Linked DNA regions of Homo sapiens: regions 2, 3 and 4 are each linked to region 1. The links are chromatin loops, found by intact Hi-C in ENCODE. Cell type or tissue: endothelial cell of umbilical vein. All regions are shown on one strand. Region 1 overlaps LOC105369896 (a long non-coding RNA gene). Region 2 overlaps LINC01619 (long intergenic non-protein coding RNA 1619). Region 3 overlaps LOC105369905 (a long non-coding RNA gene). Region 4 has its middle 63 kb from the start of BTG1-DT.

Region 1 (8,000 bases):
TTCATTTGTAAGCTTCATGGTAGCCTGTACACTAAAAATTACAAATATCACTTGTCCTTGCACAAAGTTACCCTCTAATTTAAATATTTTCCCTCAAACTTCCCCTTATTCTGACTTGGGATATCCTCATGTCATTAAAGATTTTGATTTCCTAAAAGGTCCTCAAAATTTTGTAGAAAAGCACTTTATTCATTACTAACCTAGTATATACACATATGATTCTAATTTTCTTCCCATGTTTTAAGGCTTTTATAGTAATATTACACAAATGGTCTGCCTAACAGCCAATCATTTCCAAGATAAAAATGGGCCAAGAGACAAATGACAGGCAATTATTAAGCCTTTTAAGGAGAAACTGTTAAGCCTAGAAGAATATTGATACAAACTGACTTTCTGCACAGTGGACTCAACAAAGCTAACATAATTCACACCAGAGATTCTCTATGGGACCATAAATTAATCAGATTGAAAAGATGGCAACCCAGAAACACAATAAATTGTTCTATGGCATAGTAAGGCACCCTCCACATTCTTATTTTCAATGGCACAATAAGACACATACACACACACCTGACAAAGAATGAATAATTTTGGAAAAAGCTGCCATGTTTTCAGTTTAATCTAAAGACAGAGAGAGAAAGAGGAGGAGGAGGAGGATCCTATATTCACTCCTAACTGCAAGTTTGGAAGAGGTATGAGGAATTTGGGAGTGAGGCAAAGAGGCCACAATGTAAGGGAGAATTGAAATACAACTCGAAAGCCTGGCATCCATGAGGTGAGAGGAGAGCAGGAGATGCCAGAGTTACCCATTACTGACTTGGCTTACTTTACAGAACACAGGAAACTGTTGCTTCTAAGAAAATATCTATTTCATCATAAAAGAATTACAGCTCTTTTGTACATATGAATTTAGCCTGTTTTAATTTTGCCTGGCATTTTGGCTTTGCAAATCTTTAGGTATGAGTGCTAAAGTGTTATTCCAACCATTTCACTCTTTCCCAGTGAATGTTAGAACAATCACCTTTCGGTTAATAAACATGCAGTTTTTTACAACTACTATCACAAGTAACAGTTTAGTGTGTAGAAAGAATCAATGGTAAATTTTGGTGTTTCCAGTAGCTCAATATCTCATTTATCCTTTAGGTATCTGGCAAGCTGTCTTTCCCTTTTCTGGTCACCACTCCTCTGGGGATGTAGCCAAGTACAAAATTGCACATTTCTCCTCCCACAAGTGTCTCAGCTCCCACAGAAAACAAAATCTACATCAAGCATGTTTAAGATGATCTACATGTGAAGTAGAAAGGTTAACACACAAGAGGAGTAACAGACTCATTTATTTATTTATTTTTACCTTCAAGGAGTTTAAATACAAACACAGAGAGAAAACTGAAAATAAGCATGATTCTAGAATTTGTATTATTGTTATATATATATTTTTTAAGTAGATAAGCATAAAACTAAGGAATTGCTCAGATGACCAAGTCTGGAGCAAAAACATCTGACACAGGAAAGTGAGAAAATAAAATGGGGGCCTTGAGTAGAAAAATTTCAATGGGTTAATTTCTGCTGGCGTTCAACATGTTATGCCATAGCAAACAAATAAGAATCATGCTGGGTCTCAATTTATCAGATTCCTTTAATTTACTAAGACTGCATATTAAACTAAATTGTTAGCAGCTGGTTGACTACCTCAACCTAACTCAACTCCTGGGAGCAATTACAGAGCTTCTCAAAATCTGTCCCTGTGTGCATCAAATTGATGTTGGAAAGAAAAAGATACCTCTTTCTAAAGTACTTTATTTCAGCCTTTCAAATTCACCTTCTGAAACCTAGGTGACATTCCTTCTAAACACTGTATACGGTATTGCTTAAGACAAGGAAAGTTTTCCCCCAAAACTATTTGTGCTCCCTTCACTCTGGTAGAATTTTTGGTAAGTTCTTTGGCCTATGCCCACCATATACTAGGCCGCCCTTGCTCACAGAAGGCCACAGCAAACCCCTTCTGCAAGCCCACGATGGAATCGTAAATCTTTACAACTTATTGAAGTCTTCCAGATTTTTAAATATGCCCATGATCCAGACTTTTTGCTTGCATGTTTAAATGGTTGCCTGATGGCTTGCAACAAGAAGTAGAAAGGCATTTTTCTTAAAATAAGCAAACAACCATGGCAAATGAGGTCATATTCCCAAGCTTGAATAATAAATATTGCTAAAATCTACAACCTGAAACATATTTTAAGAATTAGACATAGATTTGGGTTTTTTCTTTCTTTTTCAGGAAGGGGTCTCCCTTGCTGCCAATAAAAATTGCTTTGTGTTGTAAAATTTGGGTTCAGCTTGTCTCCTCCTTATATAAGCCCAGTTGAATAGACTGCTGAGGGAAAATCAAAGTTTAAGAGCCTGGCTTTTCCCGTTTGGCAACTTTCATTTCCTGATAATATCGGATAATTAACAAATTGTGTGTTTTAATGCCCTGTCTCTTGAAGCGCATTTGGGAAAAATACTTCTTGTGCCCTCTGAGTAATGGCTTAAATGGAAGAACATGCTCAAAAGAATGCTTTTTCTCAATGCATGAAACACACTCAGCATTTATTATTTTAATTGCTACACATCATGTGTATACTCGTTCGTGTAATTATATACATATTTAAAGGGCAAGAGGAAAAGATTATTTTAGGACTCTATAATTCATTATGAGCAAGGCATTGAAAATTTCTAACTCAAGATGAAAATTCATAAAAATTCTTTGGCAAAAACACCTTAGTATTCTCAATACGGTAACTGACTTTTTTTTTTTTGCGTTATGAAATAACTAGATACTACCGTGCGTTGCTTTTGGATAAAAGGGGAATGCTGTTTCTTAGCCTTTCTGTCTCTTTACTAAATGGATAATTCAGGACTGGGAAATGCAGCTCTAAGTTTGTTGTTTACGAAAAACACATGCTAATGTAACAGCGTATGAGGAATTAAAGAGAAAATGTCAAACGCGCCTTGACATCCAAAATGCATTTAGCTGTTGGCTTTTACTACAGGGCCTTTCACTCTCCAGCCGACCCCCTCCAAGACCAAGTGTTTTTGCGTGTTGGGCTAAAAATAGCCAGCCAAGCCTAACAACTAGCTTCTGATTGGCTCAGAGCAAAGGCCACTCAGCCAATAAGAGCTTCTGGGAACAAAAGCAATTCTTTTGTGTGAGATACTCAACCCACGTCAAAACAGCTTCAGGCTGTAGAAATGATTTTGGTTGAGCTTTAACAAGGTAATAATGCATTTCAGCCCTCTGAAAGGTTTGAAGCGGAACAAAGGGAGTAGTGAAATCTACAAAACAAATGGAGCGCTCAAGGCTTTCATGGGATGAATCATCCGGGTGCCTGAGCTACAAACAGTTGCAAGCTCAGAAAAGAAAAAGCGCTAGGATTTTCTTTCTTTCTTCCTGAGATTTTAACTTATTTTTCAAGCGAAAAACAAAACAAAACAAAAACAAAAAACTAACGAAAAGCCATCAAAGGCGTTGTATCTTGACTATGCCCAAATTTGTTATTATGCTTATTTGATGATGAATAAAAAGCAATTCTTCCACGGTTCCCTTAAATCTCACAAAGAGAAAACAAATGTATGTGTAGTAGATAGTAGGTAGTAAAGCTCCCGAAACTTTGGGCTTTCGTTTTTGGGCACCAAAAGCAGCCCATGTTTTCAGAGTAAAGGCAGGTCTTGATTAATGCTGTGATAGTTCTCAAGGTAAGCAAATTACAGCAGCACTTGATTGGAGAAAAGCATTGAAGTTTTGGAGGTTTTGGCCACTTTCAAGGCATTGTGCCTCTAGGGGTCGCTGTTGGACAGCGGACGAACCTCTTCAGGGCATCCTTCCCCCTTTAATAGTCACTAAAAGAAGAAGCTTAGTAGGCGCCTTTCAGGTAGAACAAAAGGGAGTGGGGAGTCAGTGTTTGAGACCCTTGAGCATGGTTTATGGTCATCACTATGGGACAAAGCATCCCATAACAATGCAGATTACTTTATATGGAAATGAAATGCCATAAAGGACAAAATGTTGCTACAGTAACCACTGAAAATGTTACATAACACATAGGAGCTCATAGGCCATTTCATGGCCTTAAACTGGCTTTATTGTATGGAAAATAATTAAAAGATGATGTGGTGCTTTATAGGCTTCCTTTTTAGGAAACAGAAGGACCCACACTTTAACCTCTCACATAGGAAACCTGTATAGGTTACCAAGTCCTGAAGTTGGCAGAGAAATACAGGTCACAAACAGACTGTTCCCATGTTCTCCTCCCAGAAAACTATGGATTCAATGTAACTTTTTCCCTTGAATATAGCTTTTATGATAAACAATTAGTAAATGAATCCTTAATTAAGCTTTATTCCTGGTGTGGCACAACAAGACCTAAGAAAATCAAACATCTCAGTAAAACTGAAACATATTTTTATTATCTGATTGGTTATAATCAAGAAGCAATATTTCTGTAACAGTTACCTGTCTAAGGAAATGCATAATCTGTCATAAAATATTGCATTCATCAATTATTGGCCCCAGCTGCATTTATGAGCCTATAATCTTTTGCCATAAAACATGGATGTTGGGGAGAGGGGCTGTAGAGAGGAGTATCATATTCATTAACCAATACTACAGAAACTAAAAGTGGTAGTAGACCCTTTTTTTTCTATTGCATTCAGTTTATAATAGTTTCCTTTGACAATAATAATTATAATAATAAAAGAAAAAGAAAAATCCACCTAGGAATTGTATTCCTAAACAACGAAATCTCCAGATGACTACGGATATGTAGTTTTCAACATGCAATATCTGGAAAGAATGTGGGTTCTGTTTCTTTGCAGTAATTCTGTGTGTTTTATAGTCTTTGCTTTATCATCCTGGCCTAGAGCCAGTTAAAGAAATTCATCACCAAATGTGCAACAACCCATGAGAGGGAGTCCAGCATTGAGTTTGGAAATAGAATGAGGTGATTGTAGAGGAAGAGGCCGAGGCTGTCAGTGATGTATTTCCCTATCTCCCTGAGCCTGTCAGCTATTGAGTTGCTCAAGTCCCAGCCCTGACACCTAGCTGCCCCTGTGCCACCATCAGGATGCCCAGTGAGAGAAGAAGAGATGGGGAAATGGAAAGAAATCATCCTGTCCCACCTGCCCATGCAGTAAAGAAGACAAGGAAGAATTTGTAGAAGCCAGGGGTGGAGAGTCTTCCCCCAGAGGAGAGAGGCTCATTGGTCATAGGCCCTAGGGCAGTGGAACCACAGCCCTGGTCCTCAGATGAATGTGGGAGAAGGCAGGATGACTCCAGAGTTGAATATTAGATGTCAGGAGCCCGCAGAAGTGAGAGATGGCTACCAGGAGATGGGACCACAGCTGGGTTCGTTCCAAACATGACCAAAGATTCCCACCTGAGACTGGTACACAAGCACTTGAGAACTGCCAGATGTCAAGGGGATCTTCTGGATAGTGAAAAAATCAGAAGTGACCATGTTAGCCAGAACATCAGCTTCTTCCCTATTTTCATGAAGATTTAAGGCTCCCAGTCTCTGGTGCTATTTTGAAAAGGCTAGAGGAATTCTTGGCAATATGGTAGAATTGAGTCTTGGAGTTAAAACTACGTTAGATTAAGATAAATAATACAAAAGCCATTTCTAACATATCTGAGATTTGCATTATACAAAAGACCATAGTTTATATTTTCTAACAACTGTGTTATTTATCACTGCATTCGTTCCTCAGTACAATCCTATAATGGAATTAGGACAGGTGTCCTGATCCATTTATGCCTAGTGTTCCATTATTGGAACGCTAAGCATCTGGGAGTTATTTATATCCTGCTGCTCAAGGTCATCACCAAGATCTGATTGCAAAAATTCAAAAAATTGCAGCTTCAGGCACAAATGGGTTAATTAGCATTAACAAAGCAAGCCCTTCTGACTTTTATGTTATTCTTCACAAAACTCTCTGGGATTTGTCATTATTATATTAAGTAAACATTTTGAAGTTTTGTAAACACTAAGTTGAGGGACTTGGCAAAGATCATTCAGGCTCTGTCTTCTGTGCTGAAACAAAATTGATAATTGAGATACTTTTCTGAGTAATTTTATTATGAAATCCTCCTCTTATCAGAAATACCTGCATCATGTTTCATTGCTAATTTTGGAAACAGAACAACAGACCTTTGAGAGAGCACTGGCTTGGAAACTAGATTTTGAGATTAACTGTTATGTAAGGACTTAGGATTTTGCTAGTTACAGGTGCCAGGGAGAAATTGGTCATAGCTAGGAAGCTAAAAAATGGAAGCCAAGCTATATAAAAGACAAGATCCCGTAGCCATGCACTAGGTAAAGGGTATGGTCATGAGGACTGGAAGCCCAGTAATTCCAAAATTAGGTGGAAGTGATTTTACAAAAAAGTCTATAATTGTGACGGTATGGATAGACAAGAAATCAAGAATCCTGAGTAGCACAGCTAGAACTGGAAATGGTAAGTAGCAAATTTATAAAGTCTAGAAAGTTAGCAGCAAATCTTGGTTATGAATGGCCTAAGTCATATGAAATCCAGATCCTCACAAAGGGAACTGAAGCACCAAAATGGAGGAGGAGTCAATATTGAGGAAATAACTACTTCCTAGGAACCTAGTGTAGAAGTGCAAACAGCTGTGGATTCTCAGTTCTAGATCAGGAATCATAAGTGAGGGGCACTCCTACCATTGTCCTTTCATTCACATTTGTCAGCCACCAGGCATCACCAGTGAAACACAGCACCCTTTTCTGTGACATCTGGAAGCGGCCTTAATATCTTTCTCAATACAGTGACCCAAGAAACCACAGGAAATCAATTGGAATTACAGTTTTGGGTGTATATTAAGCAAACAACTTAATGTAGCCTATAGGAGAATTAGAGTCACAGTTCTATAGAGTAGGGTGACTATACGTCGCACATGTCCCAGAATGTTTTTTGTTTACATCTCTTGTTACAACATAATTAATAGCACCCCATTCACTCTCAAAGGTGTCCCAAGTATGGACTATAAATTATATTGTCCTTCTGTTTATGGGGAAAATAGTCAGACATCCAAGCCCTACTTCTGACTGACCATGTAATCTTAAGGCTATGTAAAACCACTGAATCAAGTTACTGAAGAAAACAGATACCCTGTATATTTGGTACCATGGAGATCACATTTGTTTTATGCATATGCATGATCTGTTTATGGATTATGGGTCTCAAATTCCCTTCTAAGAGAAATGAATACCTACATTCAAAACTAAAAGGGAGTGATCAGTGACATAAAAAATACTCAATGTGTTTTGTGATCCTTGAGATCAGAGGCTATGAAATGAAGTAAAGAATATTTTACTTAATATTGTTATATACATTGCAAGAAACATTACTTCAAGTTTGCTAATGTATTTGTTCTCTCAACAAACAATTACAGAATGCCTGTGATAAAAGAGCAAATGTGTGGGATAGGTACTGCCATTCCCAGTTTCCTACTCCCATAGCCGACATCGCTAATTGATCATGGAACTCTTTCCCTCTCAGAACAGGCTACACATCAGAATCCTTCTCCACAAGTCTTCTTGGCACCCACACCATTAAACAGAACTTATACTTGAGTTGAGCTCAAGTTTCTGTCCATCCCCAGCCCTGCCCTTCTGTCAGGTCCTGTACTAAATGGTAGAAGTACTGAAAAGCAATCAAATTATGATTGCTTTTGAGAGGCCTCTGGTCTACTGGAGGAGACAGACAAGCACATGCTTCATTGCAGGGATAGGACTAGGGGATGCTTGTGCACCAGGTGCCAGTATCATCGTTGTCTGCTGATGATGGACCTATATGCAAAACACTAGAAGGATTTTAGGTGAGCCTTTGTGCAGTCTAATGAAAGCTTGACAGATAAAAGATACTTACGTTGGAATTTGAAGAGCAGTTAAGGATCAGATCAAGAAGTAAGAGAGTCCAAAACAGAAGAAACAGCATACGCACAA
Region 2 (8,000 bases), 610 kb after region 1:
ATTGCAGAGAGCAGCAGGCCAGTGTTGTCTTTGTTTCTCTTTCCTGAGGCTTCCTAGAAGTCATCACAATCTCCAATTTATCCAGGCTGAGCTCACTTTCTCCTTGTGTCTCCTTTGAGTTAGGCATGGAAATAGCTAAAGGAGAACAAAGAGGAAAAATATATGGGCTTGTTCAGTGGAGAAACAGCCTTGAAGAACTTCCCACTAACTAGTTCCAGATGTCTCTTTGCACCTGAACAAGTCTACGTCTCATCCTACAAAACAAAGTCACACCCAGCTGAAATCTCTCTCTCCCTCCTTCCCACCCCCCCTTTCTCTCTCTCTCTCTCTCCTCTCCAGCCTCCACCTTTTCTCTCTCTGCTGTGTGAGTATCCCATACCCCAGAGGCATAGCTCAAGCACAACTTGCCCTATGAGGCCTTCCTCTACCCTCTTCCACCTTCTCCCACCCCGCAAGAGAACAAGTTAATCATGGTATTTTGTACATAGCTGTATTATAGCCTTTTATGTTCTGCATCATATGCCTTTCTTGCCAACCAGATTGTGAATCCAAGAAAGTAGGTAAATGCCTTTGTATCATGTTATTCATCTTTGGGAAGGCAATTTAACAAAGTGATTAAGAGAATGGGTTTTGCATCAAACAGATCTGAATGCGGATCCTAGCTCTAACATTAACTAGCTGCGTGCCCTTGAGTTTTCTGGAACTCGGTTTACTAATGTCTAAAATGGGGCTATTTCATAAAGTTTTTTAAGTGACTAAATGCATTAAAATATATGTATATAAAATATTTAGCATAATGTTGATATGCAATATGTTCTTGATAAATGGTAGCTATTATTATAATAAATTATAATTAACTTGGTATTCTCAGCCTCTCATAATAAATTATCAATAAATACATATTGAAGGATAAGATAAAAGAACAAATGAAATACACATACTGTATATACATATGCATATATACACATACCGTATATACATACACATACATACACATGACAGTGCATATACATAATCATCCTTCTGTGACAAATTGCATTGCTCTCTGCTTATCTGAGCTCTCAAAATGCAATTGGTAGACCTGCAGAGGGTATATGAGAGAAGGGAAGAAACTGATCACAAAAGAGTTTGCAGGGAATGTTCTTGGTAGCAGTTGTACTCTAAGCAATGACCTCACGAAGCACATAGGTTTCCCTCTGTGAGTGCCAAATTTGCCAGCCTCCTTCTGACACCTGGACAAAAACACAAAAACATCATTCAACCCTTGGATGATGATGTTGATAATGATGATAATGATGACGATGATAGCTAACATTTACTGACCAACTTCTATGTGTCAATCCCTCTCTACTCTCCCACTGTAGCCCTGGGTTAGGTAACATTGTTTAAATTTTACAAATAATGCAAATGTGCCCTCAAGAAATTAAGAAATTATTTTAGTTTATTCTGAAAATAGGTGGATGTTTCAGGACCCAAACCACCACATGAAGGTAGCAAGAGCAGCGTGCTTCTCATCCATGACCAGGCAGGCTAGCAAAGGGAAAAGCAGAGGTGATCAGGTCTATGTCCGCTTGCTGGAATTAGTCATGGCAGAATTCAGGAAGCAAGGAGCCGTGGCCTTTGACTTGCACTTCCTTCTCCCAATAGTCTTTTTTTTTTTGCACAAGTCATTATAAATCGCCTGGTCTCATACCATGAATGACTGTAAAATCCTGGAAATGTCTGGATTCAGACTTGGCATTTTCCCCCCTAAGACACCAAAGGGGTTAATCTCTGGCCAGTAATCAAAGTCTGGCAGCTTCTACTCCACACATAATGGGCATTGTTGTTCCTAAGAGTTTGTCTGTTTTTTCTGGCGGCTTTACTGTTTGGAACCAATTCTAAAACAGAAAAGGAAAGAGTCAATCTGCATTTTTTATGCACACATGCAACAAAACATAAGGCTGGTCATAGAACTGTTGTTTTGCTAGATTTCCAGGAAAGTTGTTGGCTTACTATTGAGAGAAGATGACTTATTGACTAAAATACATCTACCTCAAAAGGGAATTCATTTATATATGTAAGTGAGACACACATAATATCCTAAGGTGCTGCCTTCTCTCAGATATGAAGCAACACATTACAACTGTATTAGCTGATAAGTGAACTGTGGCTGGCCCACCCATCTGCATAGAAAATCCATTTGTGTGACGTTATTAATGTGCATGCTCATCAACCTTCCCAGGTCAATTGCAATCTCAGGACATGTTTGTCACTCCCACCTGATGGGCCCCCAGATGTTTCCATCTGAAGCCACGTGAATATGTCTTACTAAGTCACCAATACAACAAAATCCCATTACAAAACACCCGACTCTATTCCAGTGGAAAAGGCCAGGTTTTCTTTTTCTTAAATTTCCAATCAGTCACAAATCAACACTTTTGTATAAACCAAAATCATGCACTTAGATGTCAAAATAATGCACTTAGAAGTCACTAGCATTCTTAAATTGTTATATAAGTTTCTAAATAATTATTCACAGTTTCTGTACTCACCTTGTCATGAACCAATAACAAGCAGTTTGCAGATCAAACTCATCCATGGACCACACTTTGCTAGACCACTTTCTAGATGAAGGTTTCCAAACTTTTTCTATCAAGGATGAGAGGGCAAATATTTTAGGATTTGCAAGGCATGACTCAATTCTGTTGTTGTAATGTAAAAGCAGCCAGAGACAATAAGAAAATTAATACACTGTGTTCAGTAAAACTTTATTTATAAAAGCAGACCACAGGAGAGATTTGGCCCACCAGCTATAGTTCACCAACCCTTGGATGATGATGTTGATAATGATGATGATGATGATGATGATGATAGCTAATATTTACTGACCAACTTCGATGTGTCAGTGCCTCTCTATTCTCCCATTATAGCCCTGGGTAAGGTAACATTGTTTTAATTTTACAAATAATGAAAATGTGACATCAAGAAACTAAGAAATTATTTTAGTTCATTCTGAAAATAGGTGGATGTTTCAGGACCCAAACCACCGTCCCTAGGCTCACACTATACTACATATATAATGATTGAGACATCTTTTTCACAATTAATAAAAAAATTTAAAAATACTAGTATAATCTTGGTCATTTTCTTCCCTTTATCTCCCCACCCATCATCCACCTCAACAGTACCAAGCTCTTAGTGAACGATCATTCCAAAGAGTCTGTATATAGAGCAAGAGCCAGACATGAATACAGTCTGAAACAAACACACTCATTCAAACATACATTTATTCATTCAATAAATATGTATTGGGTGCTTACTCTGTATCAGGCATGAGTCCAAGGAATGGGGCTATAGTAGTGAGCAAAACACACAAGATCCTGTCCTTAAAAAGCTTACATTCTAGTATGGGGAAGTAGACAATCAGCAAATAAATATATTATGTTGGGTATTAAGATTCAGGGTTCAAAGAAAAATAAAGCAGAGTAAATAAGAGAATAGAGAGTGACAAAGTGCTTTTTTTTTAATCTAACTCTTTTATTATCTCTTCTTCACCAACTAAGATATGTACACTCCCAGCAGAGCTGTACTTTCAAATGTATCTACTAGGTATAAGCGCACATTTATAAGATGTTTTTGTACCATATTTGTACCAGTTATATTCTGCATAATTGTATAGAAAAAGACACTGAGAAAGAAACTATTTCATTAATTCATGCTGCAAATATTTATTGAGCACCTACGCTGGGCCGGGTGATATTTTTAAAACAGGGAATCCAACAGTGAGCCAAACGGACAAAGATGCTTGCTCTCATGGACTTCCATCATGGCCAGGAGAGTGGGAAAATAAACAAAAAACATAATAAACACATGTTAGAAGGTGATATGTAAAATGGAGAAAAGAAACGCACAGCAAGATAAGGAGATCAGGAGTACAGAGGAGAAACCAACAGGTTATAATTTAAAATAGTTGAACAACTTTCTCTTGATCAGGTAGTATGCAACTAAAATAACCCCCATTTGAAAATCAAGCCCTGGTTTTTAGTTCATTCATTCCTACAGTCAATGTGTCATCAACTAAAAGAAAACACAGGATGTTTTGCGTTGAATGTTCTATTTAAGTCCATAGAAAGAAATGTTATTCTTTCTAAGTCATTTTTGCCCTTTCCTTTCCCTTGCTTCAGAAAAAAATATTAGGGAGCTGGCAGCTGAAACAATGTAGGGATGGGAGAGGGGAAAGGAAGGAAAAACTAAAGGCCAACATTCATGCCGGTTGACTGTTTTAACAAGGATGTAGCTGTGATCCAGCCCTCCTGGATCCCAGTACAGCCTTGCTAGGAAGCCCACAAAAGCAGTGAGGACAGACAGTGAGCATTTTCCATTAAGTGTGGCATTCACTTTTTTCAAAAAGTTATGAGATGTTAATATAGATTTGAATTTTAATCAGATTTAATATGGGAACAGAGTATTTTTCTGCAAATGTGAAATTTTTCTAGGCTTTTGGGAAAATGTCATCCATATAAAGGCTAACTACTGTTTTACCTATAAAACTGCCATTCTTCATTGGTTTTTCAGGAAAGAAAAAGTACGATGATACAATGAAATATTATTGCAAAGATTTCTTATTTCTTGTGAACATTAATGGTTTCTGAGGGTATTTTAAAAATCAAACTAAGAACGCTTGTAAGCTTAAGGCAAGGATTACAGAATTTCAGTTAATAAATCAAGAAAACAGACATAACAAATCTATTTCTTGATAATAATAGTAATAATTTAAGAGCTCTCAACAAATTCTTTAAAATATCATGTAGACTTAGTGCTAGAAATGCCAATAGCAGTAATTCTGCCTCAAACCAAAAGGGGTTCAAAGTCAGGACTGCATGTCCAGAAAAAAATATACTTAGTGGCTACCACTCTCTGCTGCCAGCAATGTAATACTATTATCTCAGATGTATTGTGTTAGCAGCTACTGTATATCAAGCATTTTTCTGAATCCTTTTACAGACTGTAAAATAAATACTTTAGCAAACCCTTACCATAGCCATGTGAGGGAGACATTGTTCCCATTTAACAGATGACAACATTGGCTTAGAAATGTGACATAACTACCCAAGGGCATACAACAACTAACACTGGAATCTAATCCACATGTGTCTGATTCTGAAAGCAGCACCTTGGCCCATATTTTCTCCCTTCTTTTTTTTCCTCTGCATTACTTTTTCCCCACATACTCTTCCAAAAATATGTACTTATTTTACTATTTTTACAAAATTTTTGGAATATAATTTTTACATATTTACTACATCTAGTTGATTGACCAATCAGTGTATTCTGTAAACCTCAGGAAAGAAGTCCTCTGGGTTGTTACAGGGCAGGCTGGATCCTGGGAGTCACTATTATCTCTCTTAGATAAATCAAGCTGTTTTCTACATGACTAGTTTATCTAACAATTCATTGGTCAGACATCAGATAGGAACTCTCCCCCATCCTCAATCCGCTTCCTACCCACCCTCAACCCCAAGAATTCTCTAAAGGCCACTAAAAATCAAAAAAACAACATCAGAATTAGCATTTGCTGGAAATTAGGAAAATAGTGACAGAATTCCCTAAACCTCCTTTTTTTCAAGTCTGACTTTTGTATTCCTTAGAGAAAACAAAGGCAAAACCCCTTAAAATTGTGTTTGGGGGATGGACCTTTCCTGCAAGCTTGATATTTTCCATCTGTGCATATATTTGGATGTCTAAGCATGTGTTTATAACATATAATCCCATTATTAAATATACAGAATAATAAGAAAATATATTGGAGAGAGGGAAAACTATTTACTCAAAGGATTTTTTTACATTAAAATAGAAATCTCTACTGCATTCTTTTGCAAAATAAATTGCTAGGAACTGTGAGATGCCCATTTTTCTTTCTAACTCAGACCAGACAGGCAGACTGAGAAACTAAGCAACCTATGGCAAAGGCAGAAGGAAGGTGTGCAATGAGGGAATGGGGCAGCTCAGCTGGTATGCTAATGAGCTCTCCTCAAAACCATTGGCCCAAAATGTCTTAAATGGACTTCCATTTATAAAAATTAAATGTACCCATTTTTAAACTCACATATATAACCTATAGAAAGATCTGCCTAGGTAGTAAACTTGAATATGTGTATCAATGAATGAGAACATTGGTCTATGGATGTCAAGTCTGGTATGTATCAGAAGCGCTTGGAGTGGTTTTTAACTTAGGTAATTTGGGCACCACAGCTGACAATTCTGATTTAGTGGATCTGGGAGGAATTCAGGCATGGGCATCTTAACAAGTCCTTCCGAATCCACCCACATCCAACCACCATGTACATATATACACGTGATTCTGAAACACACCTAATTCTAGGCTATTTAATGGAAAATGGTCGATAGTTCCTCTATGTTGAGGGAGACAAGGTAGACATTCCACAGGACACCCTGGAGGAAAGGAATCATTCCTGACTTGTCCAAGATGTTAACTAAAAGGTATATGCAATCTTTATAAGGAGAAACTGATGCCCACAGCTCCTTAACTAATGCATTTGGTTTATAGAGCGTATTTTATTTAAAATTTTAAAGGCTACTGAAATTCCTCTCTCGAAACTCTCCCTCACTTACATAACCTTAGCCCTATTCTTACATTACCTAGCCCATTCTCTTTACTTCTATTATTGCAGTTTCTGACACATAATTTCAAATGAAGATCGATAGATGCTTCTAAGGGAAAAAATGAAAAACATTAGCTTTTCTCAATGCTCATTAAATTCATATGCGCTCTCTTGGTCAGCTGGGGCTGCCATAACAAAATACCATTGACTGGGTGGCTTGAACAGCAGACATTCATTTCTCATGGTTCTTGAGGTTGAGAAATCCAAAATCAAGATACTGGCCAATTTGGTTCCTCGGTGAGGGCTCTCTTCCTGTCTTGCGGTCAGTCATCTTCCCACCGTATCTTCACATAGTCAGAGGTCTGGAGGCAGGGCACAGGGGAGAGAGAAGGAGAGAGCGAGCACTCTGATGTTTTTTTCCTCTACTTATAAGGACACTAATTCCACCATGAGAGCTCCACCCTCAAGGCTCCTAAATCTAATTACCTAAAGGCTTGCATATCCAAATATCATTACACTGGGAATTAGGGCTTCAACATATAAATTTCAGAAGGACACAAACGGTCTATAACATGTACAAGGATAAACATTATATTCTTCAGAGAAGAGGCCATAAGCACCAGCCAACACATTGATATGCCAGGCCATTGTTCCCCCTCAAATGAGTCATTCCCAGTGAGAAAATTAACTTATTTAAAAGAATGTGAATCAATCTTATTTTCAAAAGAAAAATGCCAATGTCAGTTTCCACTATATCAGTAATCATGTATTTGTAGAAACAGAATGCTAACAAAGAATAAAATTCAAAAATCCAGCACTCAAGTTACCAACTTGGTGACAGTTGCCTAGTTAGTGACATCAACTGTTCAAAGGGAAGCAGGGAAAAATGACTAAAGTTATTCAACCATCTCTTAAATCTGTAATTCTGTCTATGAATTAGCCACTCTACTTCATGCTTCATTGCATATTTTTTGGAGATAGCTAATTTTTCTGATTTAATTTATTTCTCTGAGTTTAGTTACTTTTCAGAACATATTTTATAGAAGTACTATAAAGGCTAGTAAACTTAAAAGATGTTTCCATTTATACATGCCAAGGGTAGAACAGTTTTCTTCTCCCCCTATATTTCCATTAGTTAATACTTTAAAAAGCCCGTGAAATAGCATCTATTCTGTCATTTTATTATCTGCTTGCTCCCCTCCAGCCATCATGGGAAAGATTTTAAGTACAGACATGCTATCAGATCTTTACTTCTGGAAATAAGGAGTTTCTGCAGTGAATAACAGTTACATTCTAATTATATTAATTCAGGCTGCAATTTCTTTGAAATATAAAGGACCTGCTGTCAGGGTGGTGTGGACAATGGAGGCTGAACATGTCAATGACATGACAAAT
Region 3 (8,000 bases), 1.2 Mb after region 1:
CCATGGCACCCCCTACTGGCCTTCTCATGGATGGTCTATTGATGGGTCTCACTACCCTGTCCAGACCTGCCCCCATTGCTGAACCAGTCATGTCTCCACAGGAAAACAGCAGCCTCTGACCTTCCATTTCTTAGAGGTTTCATGAACTGGACTGCCAAGCAACATTTGGATTTTCAGTACTAGGGACAACTCATAGGTACCTGCTTAGATTCTGAGTTGGCTCCATCTAATGAGATCCTGAGGACACATCAGGGCCCAAGAGGAGCTGATTCACTGGAAGTTCAGGGCACTCTGGTTTTTCCAAGCAGGCTAGGACAGCATGGAAGTTTAAACTCTCAGTACAGTGAAGCATGAGCCAGAGATGGAGTGCCTACTCTCTTTGATTTGAGTGAAACATTTACTTATGAGAAGTAGATTCAGCATCTGAGTCACCAGACACTGAAATATTACAGCAAAGATCTTTACGTGTTTCCTACCTCATCACTACATACCCACTCATCTGAGATGTGTGATGCTTGACACGGACAGAACTCAAACTGTCTTTTACTACCTATGAAGGAAGAAATGATGATAGATCATAATTGAAACAACCTACTGAGGAGAGGAAGCTGTTTTCAAGCACCTTCAAGAACTTTAAAAGGGCTCGTTTTATCAACAATGTTAATTAAAAATCATTCTTATTAAAGCAATTCCTCTAATTTTCTCTACCAGATAAAATTGTATTAGGCCACTTTCAGTGACAAGATATGCTTGACAGAAGAAAAAAGTGTTAAAATGTTTTACGAATGAGATTTTAACTCTTCAGAATAAGTTTTACATGCATTGATTTTTTTTTTAAGTAAAGTGTTACATATTCTAACACAATTTCACCCCACCCACCCCCTTAAAGTCAATGAGGATATTTATCTCCTCTCAATATAAGGTTGTTTTGTTTTGTTGTTTTGGGGGTTGGGTTTTTTTGTAAAAACTTTTGGATATTTTTCCAAAACTAATGCCAAACATTTCTTCATTATATCCTAAAAGAATCACTTTCATCAAAGTAAATGTTCATGATAAATGTTATTAAGTATAACCAGAATAATAACTAAAAATAGCTCAAATTGTCTAGCTACATTTTGTCAACAATCTTGCTCTAGCCAAGTTCCCCATTCATTGCACAATCTATATTTTGGGAAGGACAGAACATAATTGCTTCCAAACAAAATTTCAAGCCTGTGTACATTTCCTTCCCACCATCAGTTTCAGTTAAATGAATTAATCTTTGAAAAGGGGGAAATGCAGAAAGCAGGACTTCTCCCAAAAACACATTTAATGTGTATTTTATCAAGGGCTTTAATTATAAAGTTGTAATGGGTGATTTTTGTTATAATCATCACTGGAGAGATTTCAGTGTTTTAGAGCAGAGATCCCCAACTCCTGGGCCACAGACCAGTACCAGTCTATGGCCTGTTAGGAACTGGGCTGCACAGCAGGAGGTGAGCAGCAGGTGATCAAGTGAAGCTTCATCTGTATTTACAGTTGCTCCTCATCGCTTGCATTACTGCCTGAGCTTTGTCTCCTGTTAGATCAGCAACGGCAATGAGTGGCAGCATTAGATTCTCACGGGAGCACATACCCCATTGTGAACTGCCCACATGCAAGGGATCTAGGTTGCACACTCCTTATGAGAATCTAATGCCTGATGATCTGTCACTGACTCCCATTACCCCCACATGGGGCCATCTAGTTGCAGGAAAATGAGCTCAGGGCTCCCACTGATTCTACATTATGGTGAGTTGTATAGTTATTTCATTAAATGTAATAATAATAGAAATAAAGTACACCATAAATGTATTGTGCTTCAATCATCCCAGAACCATCCCCTGCTCTCCTGGTCTGTGGAAAAATTGTCTTCCACTAAACCAGTCCCTAGTTCCACAAAGGTTGGGGTTTGCTGTTTTACGATGTTACTTTCATCTTTCGCCTTAGCATACCTTGTTCAGACAAGCAGCAAACAGCAAATGCTAACCTGATGAAAAGATACTTAATCGTACTAAGGCATAAAAGCAAACCCAAAAAATATTTCTAATATACTTGAGGCAATGCTACATAAAAATTTTTGTTAGCTTATTCAATTGCCTCTTCTAAAGTACAAGTATGTGAATTACTCAGCTAGGACACAAGGCACATTTTTTCTGAGTTGGCAAATCTTATTTTATGGACTATTCTAGTACCCTTTTAAAATTCATCAAATTTTAACATTCAAAGCATAGTATATGGATATTTAGGGAATATGAACAAGTATAAAATACAGTTCTTACTCTCAATCTGATTACATCCTATCATGGAAAATAATCTTCCTGTGGGTGCATTTTGTCTCAGCTGAAGCCAGACTTCTCCAATAATAAATCACCTACAATTCAGAGCCAACACTAGACATGTGAAGAATTAAAGGCCTGGCAAATAGAGGTGGCAGAGAGAGGAGTGGTAACAGTGATAGATCTGAACTTCTTACCAGATCCTGACTTGTTACCAGTGAAAAGGTCCTTGAAATGGAATCCTTAAAAGATAAGTCCATGTATCCCAGAACTTAAAGTAAAATTTTTTTAAAAAAAGTTAAAAAAAAGATATGTCCTACACAGTGATTTCTGTAATAAAGTACACTACATTTTACATAAAGTCTTATTTCTCACAACACTTTGGTGGAGCTCTTTGCAAACAAATTAACACATGAAAGAGGTCAGTAATTTGCTTGAGGTCATGTAGTTTATTGAGTGACAAGTTCAGCAATTAAGGAATTATACAAAACATGTATGAGTTTTTAATACTATTTTGGCTTAAATGTGATTATTTTTGCATCCTAGAGATATATATAGGCATGGGAAAAAAGCCATGTGTGTATCAATGTCATTATAGATCTTCTCTGGATAAGACTTGGAATGATATTTTCTTCTTGTTTATGTGTATTTATAATTTATAATGATTGCGTTTTGCTTATGTCATAAGAAATTTTAAGAATAAAATTAAATAGTAACAATTAATTCAGGTTGACTTATTTAATGGCTAAGTGAAGACAGTGGGTTTTATTCTACTGTTTTTAATAATAAAAATAGCCAACTGTTTGGGGGCATTTGTTTGGGGAAGAGCATTGTCCCAAGTTCTGTACCCACATTATCTTATTTAATCCATAGAGTTTTCTTACAATGTAGATGTTATTAGTTATCCTTCCTTTACAAACAGTAAAATCCAGGCACAGAAAGTTTCTGTAATTTGCCCTAGGTCACATAACTGCAGGTCACAAAACTCTAATCTGAAGCCAGTCTCCAGAGTTTAAACTCCTAACCACCAGGGTGGCAGCCTCTCCCATGAGACAGACGTTCTCGCTGGGAATAAAAAGCTCTTTCAAGAATGAAGGCTTTCTGGATTTTGAGGCTGATTGATATTTCCTCCACAATTGGGGTCAGTCTCAATTCAAGGCTAGACAGCTAGAGTCTTTCTTTCAACTCATGTCCCAAGCAGAAAAGTATAAAGCTATTTTAGAGGTCTCTTTAGCAGAAAGAGTGTTCTACTAGCCTTTAGTATTTCGTATATGTAAACACTTTGTTAAATACTTAACAGCATGCTAACTTTTATTTGGCTTTCATATAATCAAATATAAAACCCAAAGTCAAAACAATTCTGATTTAAATTGTTCTAAATCCCAAATTACAAATTTCTGAATTTCATGCTGAAACAGAATTTAGTGTACAGTTACACTAAGTTCTTGTATTTGAAACACTCATTTAAGTTACCTAAGTATCCAATAAGAGGATGCAAGACTAATCAACCAAAGAAAAGACTTAAATGGAGAAAATGTATTATTATCCCAGAAGAGAGAATTATGGAAGTTTAGATGTGCAATTCCATATGGGTTTTTAATAAATTATTGTAAGACATTAATCCTGAAATCTAAGAAATTACTCAAGAGACCTGTTCATCTACTTTTGACATCATATGTATAAAATATTTTTTTTCCAATTAACCTAACACTAACAGATTCTCAGGTTGTGCAGATAATATTCTTCTGAGATGTTGTTAGAAGGATTTCCTATATTGTAGAGGCAATGGTATATATGGTTATAGAATGAGCATTTATATATTTGTTTTACTTAACATACATTCAATTAAATAAATATCTCCTGAAGCTAATTGTTAGAAGATGGCAAAAAATTCTGCAGTATTCACCATCTAGTTCTCAAAACTAGGATGGAAATGTAGCTTGAGACAATTCTTTCCATGTGAGTGTTTTGTGAATAATCTCATAGATTTCCTAACAGCAATTTAAAATATTTCAAAGCTAGCTTATTAAGACAGACTTCCACTTTCCCTTGCATAGCCCTAATTTTATTAAGCTCTTCATTTCACATTTTTATCCCCCAGTGGGATACTTAGGCTGGTTTCTGTCCCACTCCACAGGAGGAATTGTTCATTTTATCTATCCTTTACTATTTGACAGCACTGTGGTACAATTCAAGCCCTAAGCATACATGCACATTAAAAATAATTATATACTGCCTATCACCCCCATAGTACTACTGTCTGGTGGTCCCATTAGATTGTTACTAGGGCTTCCTGTGTCACGGACTATATCGACTTCTTTGCTTCCTGCTGGAAAGATCTGAAAAAAACAAGTGACATTTTCCTCTCTTTTTCCTCTCCCCACTCTCAATCATCTTTCCTACACTTAGCTGAGTTCTTACTTCCTTTCCTTTCTTTAGGAGAAAAGGCAAAATGACTGTCACAGGCAAAAAAAAAAAAAAAAAAAATGTTCTTTCTTGCCCTTTCATCTCCAGGCAGATGAATCAATAAACCATGGAGACTAAAGTGCTCCATCTTCTGGTCAAGGATGCATGTTAACCCGCAGCTATTCCCGATTGTAAAAGGAAGCATTTTATCTCTGGGACAAGATCCCGAAGACAACTATTGATGAGTCTTCCAGTATCATCAAGAATAAAACATCCTTCTTCTAGTCTCCTAGGCTTACAAGACTGAAGTAATTTTCTTCCAATCTTCCTCTCTTATTTCCTTCGTTCACACCTGCCAATCTAAGGCTGATAATATTTCAAGCCTTGGTGTGGCATCAAAGCCGAGACTCCTCTCTGCCCCTTCATGTCTGGCACAAGTTACTTAACCTTTTTTACCCCCAATGCCTCATCTGTAACATAAATATAATAACGGTTTACAATTTGTAAAATACATAGAAAGCACCCAACAAATGTTAGCCACTCTGATTGTAACTATGGTCATTTTTTTTAATCTTTTTTTTTTTTTTTTTTTTTTTTTTTGAGATGGAGTCTCACTTCATCACCCAGGCTGGAGTGCAATGGCCTGATCTCAGCACATGGCAGCCTCTGCCTCCTGAGTTCAAGTGATTCTCATGCCTCAGCCTCCCAAGTAGCTGGAATTACAGGCATGTGCCACCACACCCAGCTAATTTTTATATTTTTTTTAGTAGAGACAGGGTTTCACTATATTGGCCAGGTTGATCTTGAACTCCTGATCAGTTCGAGGAGCTCCTCAGGTGATCTGCCCACCTCCGCCTCCCAAAGTGCTGGGATTACAGGTGTGAGCCACCACACCTGGCCCTAAAATCATTTTTAATTCAATTAAATACAAATTTTTTAATCCTTACTATGGCCAAGATGCTAAGCACTTTAGTAGGATTTTTTACGTAGCCTCTGCCCTCAAGAAACTAATAGTCTACTAGGAATGACAAATAATTACTTACTAATTTTAATGCAAGATTATGGTAGATGATGACAAAGTGAGCTACAAAGTCTTCCAGGACAGCACTTCTTAACCTGTAATATGCGTATTAATCACTTGGAGACCCTGTTAAGATGCAGATTTTTACCCCATAAGTGTGCAGTGGGACCTGGGATTCTGTATTTCTCATAAGCACCCGGGTGATGCTGATGCTGCTGGTCTGAGGTCTACCCTCTGAGTAACAAAATTCTATGACATTAAAAGAATGATAGAAACAGATCTTGTATTTTGCTGTTGTATATAAGCATATCTTTACTATTGTTTTAAAGGCTGTATCTGCTCTGATGGGCCATTATCCATGACAAACCTACTGTTAAATTTCTTGTTGAGTATTATTCCAAATATAAATATTTGTTTCAGTACTCTCTGAAGCTGTGGTGGACAGCATAGACGTCATATGATTTTAAAGCAAATGGATTGTGGAGTACGTGGTGTTTAAGAATGGCCTTGAAAGATGAGCGGGATTTTATCCATTTCCACTTGCTTGTCTAGTCTACTCTTTTGGGGACACCACTGTTACTGCGTACTTAAAGAATAAAGTGCCTCCCTATAACTTCCATCTAAAACAGTGTTTCTTTTAATCTTTGAGTACAGACAACTCCTTTGGAAAAATTATGTCTCATTGGTTGTTCCCATGTTCTTAGGCCTTCAATGTTGTCCTTTCTGGTTTTGAAATAAAATTAAATGATAAAAATGTGTAGGGGTCTCCACTGTCTTATAAGCAAAACCCAGCCCTTCCCAAGCTGAAGTTAGTCATTATGTGTGCTCTGCTGGCCAGACACCAACCCCTGAAGTGAATATCAGCCTATAATTGGGGGCTTTCACATGCAAATCTAGGTGCCCAGGTTGAAAAATCAGGAAATGCAGCCACCCAGGTACCAAATTCTTACTTGGTAGAAATCAGCTGGAGCAATATAGCCAAACAGCCTTTGGGTGGGGCACGGGCCCTCCAAGATTCCAGTTCCATGCAAATCTCCATAATCTCTTAGACCTGACCCACTTCATGCTCTTCCCTAACTCAGCAGCCTACATAAGCATTTGAGTTTATTATACTGTCTACCTAAAGGCCATGAGTCATTTTGTCTTGGAAAAAATATATATCCTTTGTCTTCAATCATATATAACATCGTGGTTTTTAGAATGCAAGGAGATAACCTTTTTCCCTGCAAATTAATATCATATCATAATCAGGTCACAGTTAAAGCTGGTATACATTAGCTTTCTTGGTTTGCAGTCTTTGCTTTTCTACATCATTTAAGTATTTGATTCCAGAAGTTCATTTCTTCCTTTTCCAACTGTGGAAGTAAAAGGAAATTTGAGTCAGGAGGAGAAAAAGAAAAAAAAACAAAGAATCAATACCTCATTTCATGAGTGAGACTTTGTAAGAGCTATGCTAGCAACTTTATGAACCAGTAGAGAATTCATGTGAAGAAAAAAAAAAAAAAGCAGAGAAAAGTGTGTGACTTTTCCCAACCTAGTTCTCCAAACCCAGGTTTTATTACCAACTCAGTAAAACCTGAATAAATCACTTAGGTTTCCCATGCCTCATCCATTCCTCATGAGCATTCACAAAATAAGAGAGAGAGAGAAAATAATAAATAGCTTTTGAGTCATTTTTAAAGACTTTTCAGTTTGCTAGTAGTAGATATAAATTTTTAAATTAAGGCCCCACTTATTCACTTAAAATATCATAGTTTAGCTTTTTTTCATTCATATTTAAAGGGAGTCAAAACTACCAAACATTGATACCAGGAAAAATGGGGAGGGGGGAGGGGATCTAATTGCCTTTCTTAAAATACAAAAAAAAAAAAATTCACTTTTTAAAAAGTTTGATAAATAGGTGATTATTCTCCAGTATAACTGTCAATCTGAAAGACCAGGAGGCTACTAGCAGAAGATAGGATTATTACAGGTTTCTGAAGATCCCTAAACATAGCTCCAAAATGAATATACCACTACCCCACTATATAACTTATCAACCGACATGGTGGGAGAATCTGGCTTGTTTTTAAGTTGGAAGGTAACATGTTACCTAGGCCCATAATGGGCAAATTTATAAATTCATGATGTTGCTCAAATGAGACAAGAGCACAAGAAATTGGAGTCTACAGCCCTCCGAATGTGCCTGGCTCTGCCCCACTTGCTGGGAATGACCACACAGGGCCTCCCTTGCCTTATCTGAAGGCCAGAGGTAATAAAAACTATGTCCCAACATA
Region 4 (8,000 bases), 830 kb after region 1:
GGTCGGCCCTTATTTGATTATTTCTAATACCCCAATATGCTTTCCATGAATACCCTTTTCTGCTAGCCCAAACTGTTTATATAATCTCTAATTAAATAATATGGAATATCAGAACAATGGTGATTAGTTTCTTAGGGCTACCATGGCAAATTACGGCAAACTTGCTGACTTAAAATCATAAATTTGTTCTCTTAAAAGTCCAGAAGCCAGAAGTTGAAAATCAAGGCTTTGGGAGAGTCACATTGTCTCCAAAGCCTTCAGGAAAGAATCCTTCCTTGCCACCTCTTGCTTCTGGTGGCTGGAGGCTTTCCTTGACTTGGGGCAGTATAACACCAATTTCTCTCATTGTCTGACATTGCCCTTTTCCCTGCCTCTCTGTATCTCTCACATCTTCTCTGTCTTTCTCTTATAAGGACATCAGTCACTGGATTTAGGCTGGACCCTAAATCCAGGATCGTCTCACCTGGAAATCCTTAACTATATCTGCAAAGACCCCTTTTCCAGATAAGTTCACATTTACAGGTCAGTTCCTGGTGGAAGCATCTTTTAAAGGGCCACTATTCAATGTACATTTGATTCTCATGCAGAAGTGATTTTGCCTTCTAGAGTTTATCCAGCTTGGAAACATTTTTGATTGTCACTATTTGGGTGGATGGTGGTAATGACATGTAGGGGACCAAGGTAGGGCTACTGCTCAGCATCTTACAATGCCACAGGACAGTCCCTCACAACAAAGGATTATCTGATTCATGATGTCACTGGTGGTTGAGAAACTCTGCTTTAGACATATGACTATTGTAATATACAATCTCGCTAATGCACTGTTCACAGCTAATACAAATGCAAACTAAATACTGAGACTGATCTTATAGAATTGACTATCACTTAGGGGAGTCATTATGACATAATTTAATAAATAACCCATTGAAATTAATAGAAGTGTCATGAAGCAGAATAATTACCTAATTATTTCACACTTGTAAAGTCTTATAGTCCCCCAAAAGCTTACACTGTTATTTCTGTAAGCTTAAAAGTCATATTTTTCACATTTTAATCTTTCTGAAATTTGAAATGAATATAACGTATACATTTAATGTGTACATTTGATGTGGCATTGATTCTTACTTTGCTTTAAAAACTGGCCCAGGCACGGTGACTCATGCCTGTAATCCCAACACTAACTTTTCTTTGTTTCTTGACCTTGAAATTCTTGAAGATTGTGTGCCAATTACTTTTTAGGGTTCCCTTCAGCTGGGGTTTGTCTGATGTCTCCTCATATTTAGTATAGGTTATGCATTTTGGCAGGAATGTCACTAAGTGGCATTGTGTTCTTGTTGCATCACCTCAAGAGGCATATGATGTCACTTTGTCCTTATGTTGGTGATATTAGCTTTGGTCAGTTACAGTGCTGTCTGCCAGGTTTATCTACTGAAGAGTTACTATATTTTACTTTGTAATCAATAATTAATTTGCAAGGAGATACTTTGAAACTATGTAAATATCCTGTTCCTCATTAAAATTTTACCACTAGTTTTAGCATCCATTGATGATTTCTAACTTTGTGGCCGCTTCTCTATATAGTAGTTGACACTGTGCTGTCAGGAAGAGCTGTCCTTTCTCCCTCATTTACTTACTCAACCCTTTGTTCATGGTATTATACAGTGGTGGATTCTCTGAATGTTTGCATTGGTCAAGATGATCCTAATGGACACTAAAGTTTGGAACCACCATTTGAATGAAGAAAGTGATGTCCAAAGAGGTCAATTAACTTATTCAAGGTCATCTAATTAGTGGAGGACTAAACCCCTCTCTCCAAAATTCATGTCTGTATGTTCTTCATGCAGTAATCCCCAGATCTGAAGAGTGGGCACCTATTGATTATCTAAATGTGAATCACCTGAGAAACTTGTTAAAATGCAGCTTCCAGGTCTCATCTCCAGAGATTCTGATTCAATGCCTCCGGTATAAGGCCTTGAGATTTGTATAGAAAAGGGAAACAACTCATAAAGCACTTTTTATCTACTTACCTCAGTACTTTTTAGAAGGTAAATATAAATTGTGATGTTATATCTTTGTTTTTAAGATAGCATGTATAATAAGCACTATCAATTTAATAAGTTATTTTTATATTTATTTGTTTGTTTGTTTATTTATTTATTTTGAGACATTGTCCCACTTTTTCACCCAGGCTAGAATGCAGTGGCACAATCATGGCTCACTGTAGCCTCAACCTCCAGGCTCAAGCAATCCTCCTGCCTCAGCCTCCAGAGTAGCTGCAACTACAGGCACCCTCCACCACACCTGGCTAATTTCTGTATTTTTTGTAGAGATGGGGTTTTGCCATGTTTTCCAGGCAGGTCTTCAACCCTGAGATCAAGCACTCCCAAAATGCTGGGATTTTTATAGGCATGAGCCACCACACCCAGCTTTATTTACTTTTTAACTTTTGTGGAAGGCAATCAACACAGTTACTATCAGAAGATGAGTTCATGCACCTAAAAGGAGGGACAGCAAAGGCATTAAATGCAGCTTTCAGGGAAGTCCTTTGTAAATGCCCTGGAGTAGAAGTCGCGTACTTTAATGTGCATAAAAATTACATTGAGACCTTGTTAAATGCAGATTCTGATTCAGCAAGTCTGGAATGAGTAAGAGTCTGCATTTCTAACAAGTTCCTAGGATCCTACTGTTCTGAGCATGACACTTTGAAAAGCAATGCTTAGGCGGGGCGTGGTGGCTCACGCCTGTAATCCTAGCACTCTGGGAGACAGAGGCAGGCAGATCACGAGGTCAGGAGATGGAGACCATCCTGGCTAACATGGCGAAACCCCGTCTCTACTAAAAATACAAAAAAATAGCCGGGCGTGGTGGCGGGCGCCTGTAGTCCCAGCTACTCGGAAGGCTGAGACAGGAGAATGGGGTGAACCCGGGAGGCGGAGCTTGCAGTGAGCCGAGACCGTGCCACTGCACTCCAGCCTGGGCGACAGAGCAAGACTCCGTCTCAAAAAAAAAAAAAAAAAAAAAAAAGAAAAGAAAAGAAAAGCAATGCTTAGTCAACAGCAGGCATCTTCAGACCTGCTGCCCATTTTTGTAAAGTTTTATTGGAACACCTAGTCGTGTCCGTTTGTTTACATGTTCTCTGTGGCAAAGTTGAGTAGTTGCAACAAAGGCTATTTAGTCCACACATCTTAAATGTTTATTAACTGACCCTTTTGTAGAAAAAGTCTGAAGACCTCTGGTCTAGAGTGATTACTATCACAGAAATCTGCAATCAGAATGTGTTAAGTTTGCGTTTGGACTTTGCCACATTTGTCTTTGTGCCTTGTCAGTCAGCTTCTCTGAATCACAGTTTCCTGTCTGTGGGGAGAGGATAAGAATAGCACATGCTTTATAGAGCTGTTGAAGGATTAAGCAAAACAATACCAGTAAGGAGCTTAGCACACAAATATAAGTGTGCTTCAGATACTTGGGGACCGTGTATAAAGTTTATATCCCAGCCGGGTGCAGTGGTTTATGCCCATAATCTCAGCACTTTGGGAGGTTGAGGTGGGAGGATTACTTGAGCCCAGGAGTTCGAGGTCAGCCTGGGCAACAAGATTCTGTCTCTACAAAATATAAAAAATTAACTGGGTGTCGTTGTGTGCACCTGTAGTCCCAGCTACTCGAGAGGCTGAGGTTGGGGGATCGCTTGTGCCTGGGAGTTTAAGGGTGCAGTGGGCCATGATCGCACCACTCACTATGGCATGGGCATGGGTGACAGCAAGACACTGTCTCAATAAATAAGTAAATAATACAAAATGCAATAAAAGCTGCCTAGAATGCATTTTTTTTTAAAGTCTGCATTCCTAGGCTTCACTTGTGAAGATTCAATTCAGGAGGTCTGGGGTGGGGCCTGAGAATCTGTTTTTGAAACATGTTTTCCAGAAGTTTTTTTTTTGTTTTGTTTTTTTGAGACAGGGTCTCACTGTGTCACCCAGGCTCAAGTGCAGTGAAGTGATCTTGGCTCACTGCAACCTCTGCCTCCTGGGCTCAAGCGATCCTCCCACCTCAGCCTCCTGAGTAGCTGGGTCTACAGGTAGGAGCCACCATGCCTGGCTAATTTTTGTACTTTTTGTAGAGATGGGATTTTGCCATGTTAGCCAGGCTAGTCTTGAACTCCTGGCCTCAAGTGATCCACCCACCTTGGCCTCCCAAAGTGCTGGGATTACAGGTGTGAGCCACTGCACCCGGCCAGAAACATGCTTCCCAGAGGATTCAGATGCAAGTGATCCACAGGGCCAAGTATTGAGGGAAATGTTTAGCAACTTCTCTTGTTCACTTCATGTTCACGCCCCCATCCCATTCTGCTTCCTTCCTTCCACCCTCTCTTCACTATCTGTATCATCCTCAGGAAGGGCTGCTGGGCCTTGCTGCTCTGCATTTCTCTGGCTCCAGGTGCTCCACTCAACCAGCCCTATGCCTAAATTTGTTCTCCAGCTTGTCCGCAGGACTCCAGTTTTAGACTTTGATCCTAAATTAACAATACCTCTGAGTGGACATATTACTTACTTCATGCTCAGAACTGCTTTTGAATGATTAGGTTTTCTCTCCTTTGCAGATCTGTTATTGCCCTCCCTTGATCCCATTTTAAAACAGTGTTCTGCAAGTCAACCTGGCTATGGCCTAAACTCATATTTCGGATGGAGTCCGACCATCATTTAGATGGTAGAAACTAGAATAGACCACTGAGTGTGGGTAAATGGTTTTTACTGCTATTGTCAGAGGATAGTTGATGGAGCAACTGATATCTGGTGCACAGGTGCTCTGAGAAGGTTATTATGGTTTCTGAACATGTGGCTCTTTCCTTTGAAAGTACTGTGCCCTAGAAATAGTAAGTTCAAAGTTTTTTGAAAACCAGTGTGATTCATATCCCGCCTCACAATATATAGTCACTAATATAACAGACGACTTTGCAAAAGATTTCTCAACTGCCTACTTACTCCCCCATGTGCCTACACACACATATACAACAGCAACAAACCCTTACTAATTTGAGTGAATTTTATTTCTGAAGAAAGAAAGCTATAAATGAGCCTGAGCAACATAGCAAGACTCTATCTCTGCAAAAAATACAAAAATGAGCTCTCCGTAGTGGTGTGCACCTATAGTCCCAGCTACTCAGAAGGCTGAGGCAGGGGGATCACTTGAGCCCAGGAGTTCATGGGTGCAGGGTGCAGTGAGCTATGATTGTATCACTGTACTCCAGCCTAGGTGACAAAGCAAGATCCTGCCTCAAAGAAATAAAAAAAATAAAGCTACAAAATAAATATTGAAAGCCTGAATATCACCAGTTTAAACCCCAGGATTTCTTAAGAATATTTTTTTGACCTGTCAAGAATTCAGTGGTGTCTAGTAATTTTCATTTTGTACCAGTAATTAGCTTAGTAGTTAACAAAACCAGACTCTGAATCTTTTCGAGTAGCCTCAAATTGCCCTTTGACACCTCAATTACTGGAGGAATAAAAGGTGTCATTTCTGAAGACGTGAAGAGTATTAGAGTTCATTTCTGATCTAATTAAAAGTCACATTTTAATATCTTTTTTACAGTTCAAAATTTCTAGTCTAGCGCTACCTATGACCCTTGATTAACACTATTCTCAGAGTGTGATTTTTTCCTCAATATAAGCAAGAAATATCTAGCTTGATGAGAGTCTAAGATATTTTGCAAATGCTTTTAGTTTTTTTTCTATGTAAGGTAAAGGAAAAAGAAGAGTCATATTTATCTAATTTTCTTTCTTTTTTGGTAGAGACAGGGTCTTGCCATGTTGCCCAGGCTGATCTGGAACTCCTGAACCCAAGTGATCTGCTTGCCTCGGCCTCCCAAAGTGCTGGGAGTACAGGCGTGAGCCACTGCATCTGGTCCAATATTTGGCTTATTTTATATCTAGTCCTACATACTGACATTTCTTTAGTTTAAGAAATTGAAGCCCTGACTATACATACAAACTATTTTGATTGAAATTCACTTAAGCCGAAATAGTTGCATTTGGTTGATTTTTATATTTTATTATTCCTTTTTGGCACAAAATGTAGTTGTTCAACTTTTTTATTTTTTTCACTTCTTAGCAGCATGTTGAATTTTAAGATACTCTCTTCCTTCGTTGCCTGTTTGTGCCCATTTTCTCACCTCATTCTATAGTTAGGGCATATTAATATATAGAAGCAGAGTTGTAACCATGAAAAGCTGAACGAATGGAGAGAGTTATGTCAAGCATGATAAGAACATGAAGAAGAAACTAGTCTTGTGCTATGGTTTTGATATTTGTCCTCTCTAAACCTCATGTTGAAATTTGATCACCAATGTTGGAGGTGGGGCCTAATGTAAGGTGTTTTGGTTATGCAGGTGGGTGCCCCACAAACAGATTAATGCTCTCCCTTCAGGAATGAGTGAGTTCTCACTCGATCAGTTTTCAAGAGAGCCAGATGTCTCAAAAGAGCCTGGGACCTTCCCCTGCTCCCCCTTACTTCCATTCTTACCATATGATCTCTGCACACACCAGCTCCCCTTCACTTCCCACCATGAGTGGAAGCAGCCTGAGGTCTTTACCAGATGCAGATGTTGGCACCATGCTTCTTGTATGGTCTGCAGGACCATAAGCCAATAAACCTCTTTTACTTATAAATTTCCCTGCGTCAGGTATTCTTTTATAGCAACACAAAACAAAGACATTTGTATTTGTGCATCATTTTTGGGAAGAATCATGAAAACCCAAATATGAATAAAATAGAAAAAAAAATCAACATTCTTTCTAATCTAAGAGAAAAGCTCGGTATCATAGCAATGATGCCATTTATTGATTACTTTTTGCCAGGCTATGTGCCAAACGATTCATTCATTTTTTTTATTCATTAAAAAAAAAAAAATTCATTGGCCAGGCACAATGGCTCACGCCTGTATCCCAGCACTTTGGGAGGCTGAGGCGGGAGGATCACTTGAGGCCAGAAGTTCAAGACCAGCCTGGGTGAAATAGCAAGATCCTCATCACTACAACAACAACAAAAAAATTAAATTAGCTGGGTGTGGTGGCATGTGCTTGTAGTCCTAGCTACTTGGGAGGCTGAGGTGGGATGATCACTTGGGCCTAGGGGTTTCATGTTACAATGAGCTATGATCACATCACTGCATTCAACATGGGTAACAGAGTGAAAGCCTGTCACTAAAAATAATTATTGAGCTCCTACTTCTTGCACTGTTTTTAGTCCCACACAGCTGAGGATAAAACATTTTTTATTCTTTTCTTAATTTATTTTTTATTTTTTATTCTCAGATGGTGTCTCACTCTTGTTGCTCAGGCTGGAGTGCAGTGGCACGGTCTCAGCTCACTGCAACCTCCGCCTCTGGGTTCCAGTGATTCTCGTGCCTTAGCCTCCCAAGTAGCTGGGATTACAGGCACCTGCCACCACTCTCAGCTAATTTTTATATCTTTTAGTAGGGACTGGGTTTTACCATGTTGACCAGGCTGGTCTCCAACTCCTGACCTCAGGTGATCTACCCACCTCAGCTTCCTAAAGTGCTGGGATTACAGGCGTGAGCCACTGCACCCGGCCACAGTATTTTTTCTGCCATGAGAGAAGGCATTCTAATCTTGGAAGAGAGACACTAAACAAAGAAACAAATACATACATTAAGCGTAATAATAAAAAGAATGGAGAGACAGGTGATTGAGGGTACCATTTTATATAGGCTATTCAAGGAAGACTTTAATAAGCTGGAGTTTGAACGTAGACCTGAAGGAGGTAAAAGAGTGAGCTCTGAGACTATCTAGGGGACAGAATGTTTCAGGCAAAAGGAAGAGTAAATGCAAAAGCTGTATGGCAGAATGTGATCAGCAGTTTTGAGGGACAGTGTGGCAATCAGTGTGACTGCAGTGGAGTGAGCAAGGGGGAAAATGCTAGGAAACAAACCAAGGAAGTGAGTGGGAGGTAGATCATATAAAGCTTCAAGATCATCATCAGAACTTTGG

The links. Peaks named below come from ENCODE experiments on the same cell type or tissue, not always from the same donor. Only the 100,000 strongest peaks of a DNase experiment are listed, where the experiment ranks them.
Region 2: a loop joins it to region 1, with 5 times the contacts of the local background. A loop is called at or near these places in 7 of 110 quality-filtered maps.
Region 3: a loop joins it to region 1, with 8 times the contacts of the local background. A loop is called at or near these places in 20 of 110 quality-filtered maps.
Region 4: a loop joins it to region 1, with 4 times the contacts of the local background. A loop is called at or near these places in 4 of 110 quality-filtered maps.

The regions. Positions count from the first base shown.
Region 1 is chr12:91,378,392-91,386,391 of GRCh38, forward strand. The region is part of intron 4 of LOC105369896 (a long non-coding RNA gene); the gene reads right to left. Among named protein-coding and RNA genes, the nearest start is that of LINC02823, 55 kb to the left of the region's middle. RefSeq lists enhancers at 2,501-3,334, 3,335-4,166. In endothelial cell of umbilical vein, a CTCF peak has its summit at 3,824 (motif pointing right); DNase peaks (open chromatin) are centred at 2,480, 3,140 and 3,820; H3K4me3 peaks cover 642 bases; H3K27ac peaks cover 861 bases.
Region 2 is chr12:91,986,563-91,994,562 of GRCh38, forward strand. LINC01619 (long intergenic non-protein coding RNA 1619) reads right to left here. Exons shown (of 5, transcript NR_132341.1): 2 at 6,808-6,967; 3 at 2,535-2,631; 4 at 971-1,081; 5 at 1-135. Among named protein-coding and RNA genes, the nearest start is that of LINC02404, 120 kb to the left of the region's middle. In endothelial cell of umbilical vein, no CTCF peak of the experiment used is centred here; DNase peaks (open chromatin) are centred at 1,779, 4,129, 4,899 and 7,259; H3K27ac peaks cover 5,342 bases.
Region 3 is chr12:92,603,821-92,611,820 of GRCh38, forward strand. The region is part of intron 1 of LOC105369905 (a long non-coding RNA gene); the gene reads left to right. The region is part of intron 1 of LOC124902983 (a long non-coding RNA gene); the gene reads right to left. Among named protein-coding and RNA genes, the nearest start is that of PLEKHG7, 95 kb to the right of the region's middle. In endothelial cell of umbilical vein, a CTCF peak has its summit at 4,848 (motif pointing left); a DNase peak (open chromatin) is centred at 4,841.
Region 4 is chr12:92,205,453-92,213,452 of GRCh38, forward strand. No RefSeq gene overlaps it. Among named protein-coding and RNA genes, the nearest start is that of BTG1-DT, 63 kb to the left of the region's middle. RefSeq lists an enhancer at 3,592-3,681. In endothelial cell of umbilical vein, no CTCF peak of the experiment used is centred here; a DNase peak (open chromatin) is centred at 3,309; H3K27ac peaks cover 927 bases.